3 separate regions of the Homo sapiens genome follow, and regions 2 and 3 are each linked to region 1. Evidence: read pairs that join two places in POLR2A ChIA-PET (ENCODE). Cell type or tissue: B cell. All regions are shown on one strand. Region 1 overlaps RARA (retinoic acid receptor alpha). Region 2 overlaps MED24 (mediator complex subunit 24). Region 3 has its middle 6.8 kb from the start of TOP2A.

Region 1 (2,500 bases):
TTTCCTAGCAAGACCTGGAAGGTCCTTACAGAACCACTTCCCCCAAAACAATCTTGCCCTATGAAGACTGCAACCAGAGAAGGGTATAAGAGACATCCCAGAATGTCTTGGCCAGGAAACTGAGGAGGGGGAGTGTCAGGGGCAGAAGTGATCCTTGGGGTAAGCAGCAGGGGGTGGGGGGGTCGGGGGGTGTTCTCAGAAACAATCCTTTCCAAGAATATCTACATACACATATGTGCACACAGCCATCAGACAGAAGGCAACCTGGTTACAGAAGACAGAGCCAGAGGGGGCAGGAGGTACCCTTCCAGGCCATCACACTGGGCATCTGATCCAAGACAGGATGGAGGGTGCAGAAACATCTCCAAGGCTGGGGAGCTCTTCTGTCTGGTTTCCGGGTTAGTTGGTCCCCATCCCCACCCTAGCACACTGGAGGCCTGTCTTTCCTTTCGCAAGGAGCAGCCTGACAATAGGCCAGTGCCCAGAGAGGAGATGAGGGGACATAGCCAAGCTCATTTCCCAGCCGTCCCCCCAACCCCACAACAGGCTCACACACACATCTGGCCAGCAGCTTCCAAGCCTCGTGGGTGGCACCAGGTCCCAGACACCCTCAGCAGAGCAAAGTCGACAAGTCAGTCTATTCCGTCTTCCCCTCACCCCAAAAAGTTCCCACACCCCATGGTGGCACAAGACCCAGGAACACCCCTACACACATACTGCATTGGCTCCCGCACCCAATTCTGACGGTTCCCCTCACTCCACGGGGGACACCAGCTGAACCGGCCCGGCCCCCGGCCGGCTCCCTCTGGTGGGAGTGGGCCCCCTGGCTGATTCTCCCCAAACCACAGGGCAGCTCAGATAACAGGAGGGAAAAAGAGAGGGGGCTAGTCCGTTGAGCATCCGATCTCTCCCCAAACAGGTTTGAATTCAAGTCTTTTTGTTTTGCTTATCATTAAAGAGAAAAAGAACAGAAGTTCCCAGCGGCGGTTCTGCAACAGCTCGAGCGCGGGGGACACGCGCAGCAGACGGCCCCAGACGCCTCAAGGCTGCGCGCGAAGACACGGCGCAGGCAGACTCACAGACGGGGCTCCCCCACCCTGGACACGGCGGCAGCGAGTTGGGAAGCCCAGGAAACCCCGGGTTCCCGTCGGAAGCCTCCCGGTACCCAGTCCCCTCCCGCAGCACCAATCTGGGGCAGGACATGGGGCCCCGACGCCTGCGGGAACCAGGGGCTCCCCAAAATCCCCAGGGGAGGAATTACCTCGCAGCGGGGGAAGCAACCCGTTCGGGGTGCCAGCGAGCACAGCGTCTGCCCTAACCCGGCGCCCTGGTGCTGCTCGGCATCAGGGTGCGGGGTCCCGGGAGAGGAGCCGTCCAGGGGGCCGCGGCTCAGGGGCGCGGGGCGATGGCAGCGGCCATAGCGAGTCACGTGCGGAGGCTGAAACTTTACCCGGAGCCCCAGACTGAAGGGGCGGAGGGTACGGAGCAGAGGTAGGGGGAGGCCCTGTCCCTCAGGCCCGCCCCTGCCCGCCCACCGACCAATCACCAGTCAGGGGCGGATCTACAGGCTCACGCCCGCCCCCGCCTCTCCTTAATAGACCTCGGGAAGGGCGAGTCTTAAAGGAGCCACTCCTAGTTGAAGACTGGACCGTGGGAATCCGGGAGAATCCCTCCCTCAGACCCAGAACCGAAGATTCAGAGCAAGAACGGGGTGAGGTTCTGCGGAAAGAATGAAAATAGCGCTCGGTGGAGAAGACCGCAGCGTGTGGTATCCTACACTCCTTTCCCCCCAACCACACACACACCCACACCTAAATCTGAGAAGTGAGGCGGCGGCGTAATATGGAAGTGAGTGCGGTGACTCCTGCCCTAGCTGTCAAGCCCCTGAATCCTATAATTATAATCCTCTTCTAGGGACCAGCTGGAACTGAGAGCTGTGTGACCTTGACCAAGTCACTTCCCTTCCCTGGATCTTAATTATCTCAGCTGCAAGAAAAAGAAAAAAAAAAAAAGAGTCCAGGAGTAGATCTCCCGCAAGTATATCTCTTCTTTCCCCAAACACCTCTGCAGCTCCAGTGGGTCCTAGGAACCCTGGCTCAACCCAACCCTCCCAGCCCCCTTAAAGTACTCTTCTCCTCAAAGGGCAAGACTTTTGGATCTTCCAGTAGGGGCGCCCAGGAGCACCCCTCCGTGCTCAAAGACTCACACTCAAGCTTCTCTCTCCCGAACAAGTCTGGAGAAGCCAGGAAAGCTCTTTTTCATGTTCCAGCTGGACAGGATCTGAATCACCCTCCATCTGAGAGACCCCCAGTCCCCAATACAGTCATGACCCCCCTCCCAGCCTGCAGCTCTGTTTGGGAGGATCCTGTCCCCATCGCTAGCAGTCCACTGGCGGGCTTAGGGGGAAGCAGAATTGCTTAGAATACTCCCCTCTCGCCCTGTTCCCAGGCAGAGAAGTGGCCACAAGTGCCCCCACAGAACTTCCCACTGGAAGGGGAAG
Region 2 (2,500 bases), 270 kb after region 1:
CAAGCAATTCTTCTGCCTCAGCCTCCCGAGTAGCTGGGATTACAGGCGTGCACCACCATGCCCCGCTAATTTTTGTATTTTTAGTAGAGACAGGGTTTCACCATGTTGGCCAGGCTGGTCTCTAACTCCTGACCTCAAGTGATCCATCTGCCTCGGCCTCCCAAAGTGCTGGGATTACAGGCTTGAGCCACCACGCCCAGCCTGAATGTGTATCTCTTTTACACCATCATAAAGTCGAAAAATTAAGGTGGGGTGTGGTGGCTCACGCCTTAATCCCAGCACTTTGCAAGGCCGAGGTGGGCGGATCACGAGGTCAGGCGATCGAGACCCTCCTGGACAACATGGTGAAACCCCGTCTCTACTAAAAATACAAAAATTAGCTGGGCATGGTGGCGAGTGCCTGTAATCCCAGCTACTTGGGAGGCTGAGGCAGGAGAATCGCTTGAACCAGGGAGTCAGAGGTTGCAGTAAGCCAAGATTGTGCCACTGCACTCCAGTCTGGTGACAGAGCGAGACTCCATCTCAAAAAGTAAAATAAATAAAATTAAAAAATAAAGTCAAAAAATTGTAAGGTGAACCATTGTTAAGTTGGGACTGTCCTTGCTATGGGAATACATGGGAAAGGCACCCAGTCCAGTGTGAACAATCAAGGAAGGCTTTGTGGAGGAAGTGATGTTTAAACCAAGACCTGAATGTTGAGTATGAGTTAGCCGGCACATTGAGGAGAGTGTGTGTGCAAAGCAGAGAAAAGCATATGTACACGGTGGGAGGCAAAAATCACATAATGTTGTTCAGGAACTGAAAATAATTTGGTATGGCTAGAGAAAAGGAGTTTGCTCTCAGGACCCCTTTTTCTTTTCTTTTTTCTCCTTTTTCTTTTTTTGTATTTTTTGTGGAAACGGGGTCTCACTATGTTGCCCAGTCTGGTCTTGAACTCCTGGCCTCAAGTAATCCTTCTTCCTTGTCCTCCTAAAGGCTGGGATTATGAGTATGAGCCACTGTGCTCAGTCCCTGGACCCCTTTACAGTCTTCAAAATTTTGAGACTTTTCTTAAATATATTTGATTGTATTTGATCTCATGCCTCCCTAAAATGTATAAAACCAAGCTGCACCCGACCACCTTGGGTACATGTTTTCAGGACCTCCTGAAGGGCCATGGTTACTCATATTTGACTCAGAATAAATTTCTTCAAATATTAAAACATATATATTATTGGCCAGGCATGGTGGCTCCTGCCTGTAATCCCAGCACTTTGGGAGGCTGAGGTGGGTGGATCATCTGAGGTCAGGAATTCAAGACCAGCTTGGTCAACATGGTGAAATTCTGTCTCTACTAAAAATACAAAAAATTAGCCGGGTGTGGTGGTGCGCACCTGTAATCCCAGCTACTCAGGAGGCTGAGGCAGGAGAATCGCTTGAACCCGGGAAGTGGAGCCTGCAGTGAGCCAACATCATGCCACTGAACTCCACCCTGGGTGACAGAGCAAGACTCTGTCTCAATAAAAAATAAAATGAAATAAAATTAACTGGTCTCTTTGTTGCACCTTGAATAGATCTTTTATCTATGCATGATTTTTGTCACATCATGAATTGGTAATTTGGACAATATCCATGACTAAGTTATATAGATATTACAGTTGTTGATGCATTTAATAATATCATATTCTCACATGTTATGGAGCTTCCAGGACAATCCACTGTACAATTGTGAGAGAAAAAGAGCAAAAAGGTAAACAGTATCTTAGTAGTATTTTAAAAATAATTTTGACTTCCTAGACCCCCTGAAAGGTCTTGGGGACCCTGGGGAGTTCCTGAACCGTACCTTTAGAACTGCTAGGCTGGCACTTTAAGGAGGAGAGTGGTTTAGGGAGAGAGAATGATAAGATTGTAACAGACTTTTGAGTGATGCTAAGGAATTTGGACTTTATTTTAGGGTGACAAATAATCATTTAAAGGGTTTTAAGTGGAGGCGTCACATGACAAGACTTCCGTAAAAATATACATATTTTAATTAACATAGCATAACATACAAAGATCTTGCGCTGGGCGCAGTGGCTCAATCCTGTAATCCCAGCACTTTGGGAGGCCGAGGCGAGTGTATCACCTGAGGTCAGAAGTTCAAGACCAGCCTGACCAACATGGTGAAACCCCGTCTCTACTAAATATACAAAAATTAGCCGGGCATGGTGGTGGGCGTCTGTAATCCCAGCTACTCAGGAGGCTGAAGCAGGAGAATTGCTTGAACCTGGGAGGCGGAGGTTGCAGTGAACCGAGATTGCGCCATTGTGCTCCAGCCTGGGCAACGAGCAAAACTTCGTCTCAGAACATACAAACATCTTAAGATCAATTCAGTCAGGGTTTTTTTTTTGTTGTTGTTTTTTGTTTTTTGTTTTTTTGTTTTTTTTTATGAGATGGAGTCTCGCTCTGTTGCCTGGGCTGGAGTGCAGTAGGGCAATCTCAGCTCACTGCAACCTCCGCCTCCCAGGTCCAAGCTATTCTC
Region 3 (2,500 bases), 110 kb before region 1:
GCAGGCACTGGTGCCAGAGAGGGGCAATTGGGGATGTCTTAGGGAGCTGGCAGAGCCCCAGCCATACCACTAGGCCACGAGATGGGGGAAGGGATGTCACATAAAGAGTGAAAAGGATCCGTGGCCCTCCTCTGCCTCCCCATACACCAGGGTTCAGCCCCGATGGGCTTGAGCTCCTCTGCAGCCCTGGTTGGGCTCTGTGGGGGGGAAAGGAAGACAAAGCTGCAGGCATACCCTGATTTAAACCAACTCAATAAATGAAAAGTCATATTTGGAATTACAGTGTCAGAACTTGAAAAGCCCTTAACAGTAATTTACCCATTAATTTTAAAAATCTAAGCAGTGGAGCCCTGTGTTTAATGAAGTTTTACACAGAACCTAAAATATGAAAAGATGAAAGTGGGACTGTTCTGGATTGGTTAACTGGGCCTCACCTCCTCCAAGTGCTTTCACTATCACCTCTCTCTTTTTTTTTTTTTTTTTTTTTTTTTTTTGAGACGGAGTCTCACTCTGTCACCCAGGCTGGAGTGCAATGGCGCGATCTCGGCTCACTGCAAACTCCGCCTCCCGGGTTTGCACCATTCTCCTGCCTCAGCCTCCCGCATAGCTGGGACTACAGGTGCTCACCACCATGCCCGGCAAATTTTTTTTTTTTTTTTTTTTTGTATTTTTAGTAGAGACAGGGTTTCACTGTGTTAGCCAGGATGGTCTCCATCTCCTGACCTGGTGATCTGCCCGCCTCGGCCTCCCAAAGTGCTGGGATTACAGGCGTGAGCCACCATGCCCGGCCTCACTATCACCTCTCTGAGACTGTGAAGAAGGCATTTTGCAACCCAATCCTCTAGCTGGGGTACCTCAACTTCAGTTTACAGGTGGGGAAACTGAAAACTAGAGAGAGAAGGGGATTTACCCAAGCTCGTGCAACTAGGGACAGCAGAGCTGGTCTGGGACTTCTCACCACAGCACAGTGTCCCTTACTTTGGTCCAAAGATTTAACTTTTCTGCAGAGTTCTTAGCACTGAGTTCCCAAGTCTACTGATAATCTATCTTTATCTATAAAAATTACATTCTTACACAAACGTGTATAGACAGGTATGCCTGCCTTCAATGAGGTGGGGGAAGGTGACAGGGGTGAGAAGGGTGACCTTACTTTTAAATTTTCAAATAGGAGGAAAAATACAAAAAGCAACTCTTGGCTGGGTGCAGTGGCTCACGCCTGTAATCCCAACACCTTGGGAGGCTGAACTGGGAGGACCACTTGAGCCCAGGAGTTGGAGACCAGCCTGGGAAACATAGCAAGACCTCGTCTCTAAAAAAAACATTTTTTTTAATCAGCCAGGCTTGCTGGCACAGGCCTGTAGTCCCAGCTACTTGGGAGGCTGAGACAGGAGAATCGCTTGAGCCCAGGAGTTTGAGGCTGCAATGAGTCATGATGGTGCCACTACACTCCAGCCTGGGCAACAGAGCTGAAACTGTGTCTCAAAAAGAAAGAAGAAAGGAAGTCTTCCTTTCCCTCCACCTCCTTACAATTCCTTCCAGATATTCTCAATCCATATATATATACATATATATATACTCAATCCATATATATACACATATATGTGTATACACATATATGTATATATAATATATACACATATGGGTATACACATATATGTATGTATAATATATATAATTTTATTTACTCAAATGGAATTATGCTCTAGACAGTATTTGCCTCACTTTTTAAAAAACTTAACAGTATATCTTAGAGATACCTCCATATCAGTACACTTAGACCAATGTCCATCTCTTTAATAGCTGCATATCATTTCATTCCATTAGCTTGCTGCCAGTTATTTTCTATTAAAAACAATATTGCAATAAATAGGCCGGGTGCAGTGGCTCACACCTGTAATCCCAGCACTTTGAGAGGCCGAGGCGGGTGGATCACTTGAGGTCAGGAGTTCGAGACAAGCCTGGCCAACATGGTGAAACCTCATCTCTTCTAAAAATACAAAAATTAGCTGGGCGTGGTGTCATGTGCCTGTAGTCCCAGCTACTCAGGAAGCTGAGCCAGGAAAAATCACTTGAACCCAGGAGGCGGAGGTTGCAGTGAGCCGAGATTGCACCACTGCACTCCAGCCTGGGCGACACAGCAAGAATCCGTCTCAAAAAAAAAGAAAAAGAAAAAGAAAAGAAAAAGAAAACCACCAACATTGCAATAATCCTATACATATGTACATACATCTTTGCACAATTCCACAACTGAATTGAATTGATTGAATTCAGTATTCCTAGAATTTAAACTGCTGAGTTACAAGGTGTGTACATTTTAAAATTTTTGATGGATAGGGAACTTCTGTGCAGACTTAGGGATTACTCAACTCTGGTCCTGAACTGCTCCCCTCTGTAACCTCCCTTGCTCTCCTCCCAACTTTGTCCACATTTCTTTGACAGGGGCCACCTAGAGGCTAGGCTGTATGGGACATTTTGGGTTTTCTTGGCCTCCTCCAACCAG

What was found. Peaks named below come from ENCODE experiments on the same cell type or tissue, not always from the same donor. Only the 100,000 strongest peaks of a DNase experiment are listed, where the experiment ranks them.
Region 2: POLR2A ChIA-PET joins it to region 1 with 6 read pairs; 2 of 35 experiments call an interaction of 5 or more read pairs at or near these places.
Region 3: POLR2A ChIA-PET joins it to region 1 with 8 read pairs; 8 of 35 experiments call an interaction of 5 or more read pairs at or near these places.

What each region holds. Positions count from the first base shown.
Region 1 is chr17:40,317,210-40,319,709 of GRCh38, reverse strand. All of the region lies in intron 1 of RARA (retinoic acid receptor alpha), which reads right to left. It overlaps LOC105371934 (a long non-coding RNA gene), which reads left to right. Exons shown (of 2, transcript NR_189654.1): 2 at 959-2,500. Among named protein-coding and RNA genes, the nearest start is that of RARA, 9.3 kb to the right of the region's middle. RefSeq lists silencers at 1,536-1,645, 2,011-2,220. In B cell, CTCF peaks have their summits at 1,966 and 2,165; DNase peaks (open chromatin) are centred at 1,509 and 2,159; H3K4me3 peaks cover 2,101 bases; H3K27ac peaks cover 1,923 bases.
Region 2 is chr17:40,047,570-40,050,069 of GRCh38, reverse strand. The region is part of intron 3 of MED24 (mediator complex subunit 24); the gene reads left to right. Among named protein-coding and RNA genes, the nearest start is that of MED24, 5.6 kb to the left of the region's middle. In B cell, no CTCF peak of the experiment used is centred here; no DNase peak of the experiment used is centred here.
Region 3 is chr17:40,423,461-40,425,960 of GRCh38, reverse strand. No RefSeq gene overlaps it. Among named protein-coding and RNA genes, the nearest start is that of TOP2A, 6.8 kb to the right of the region's middle. In B cell, no CTCF peak of the experiment used is centred here; no DNase peak of the experiment used is centred here.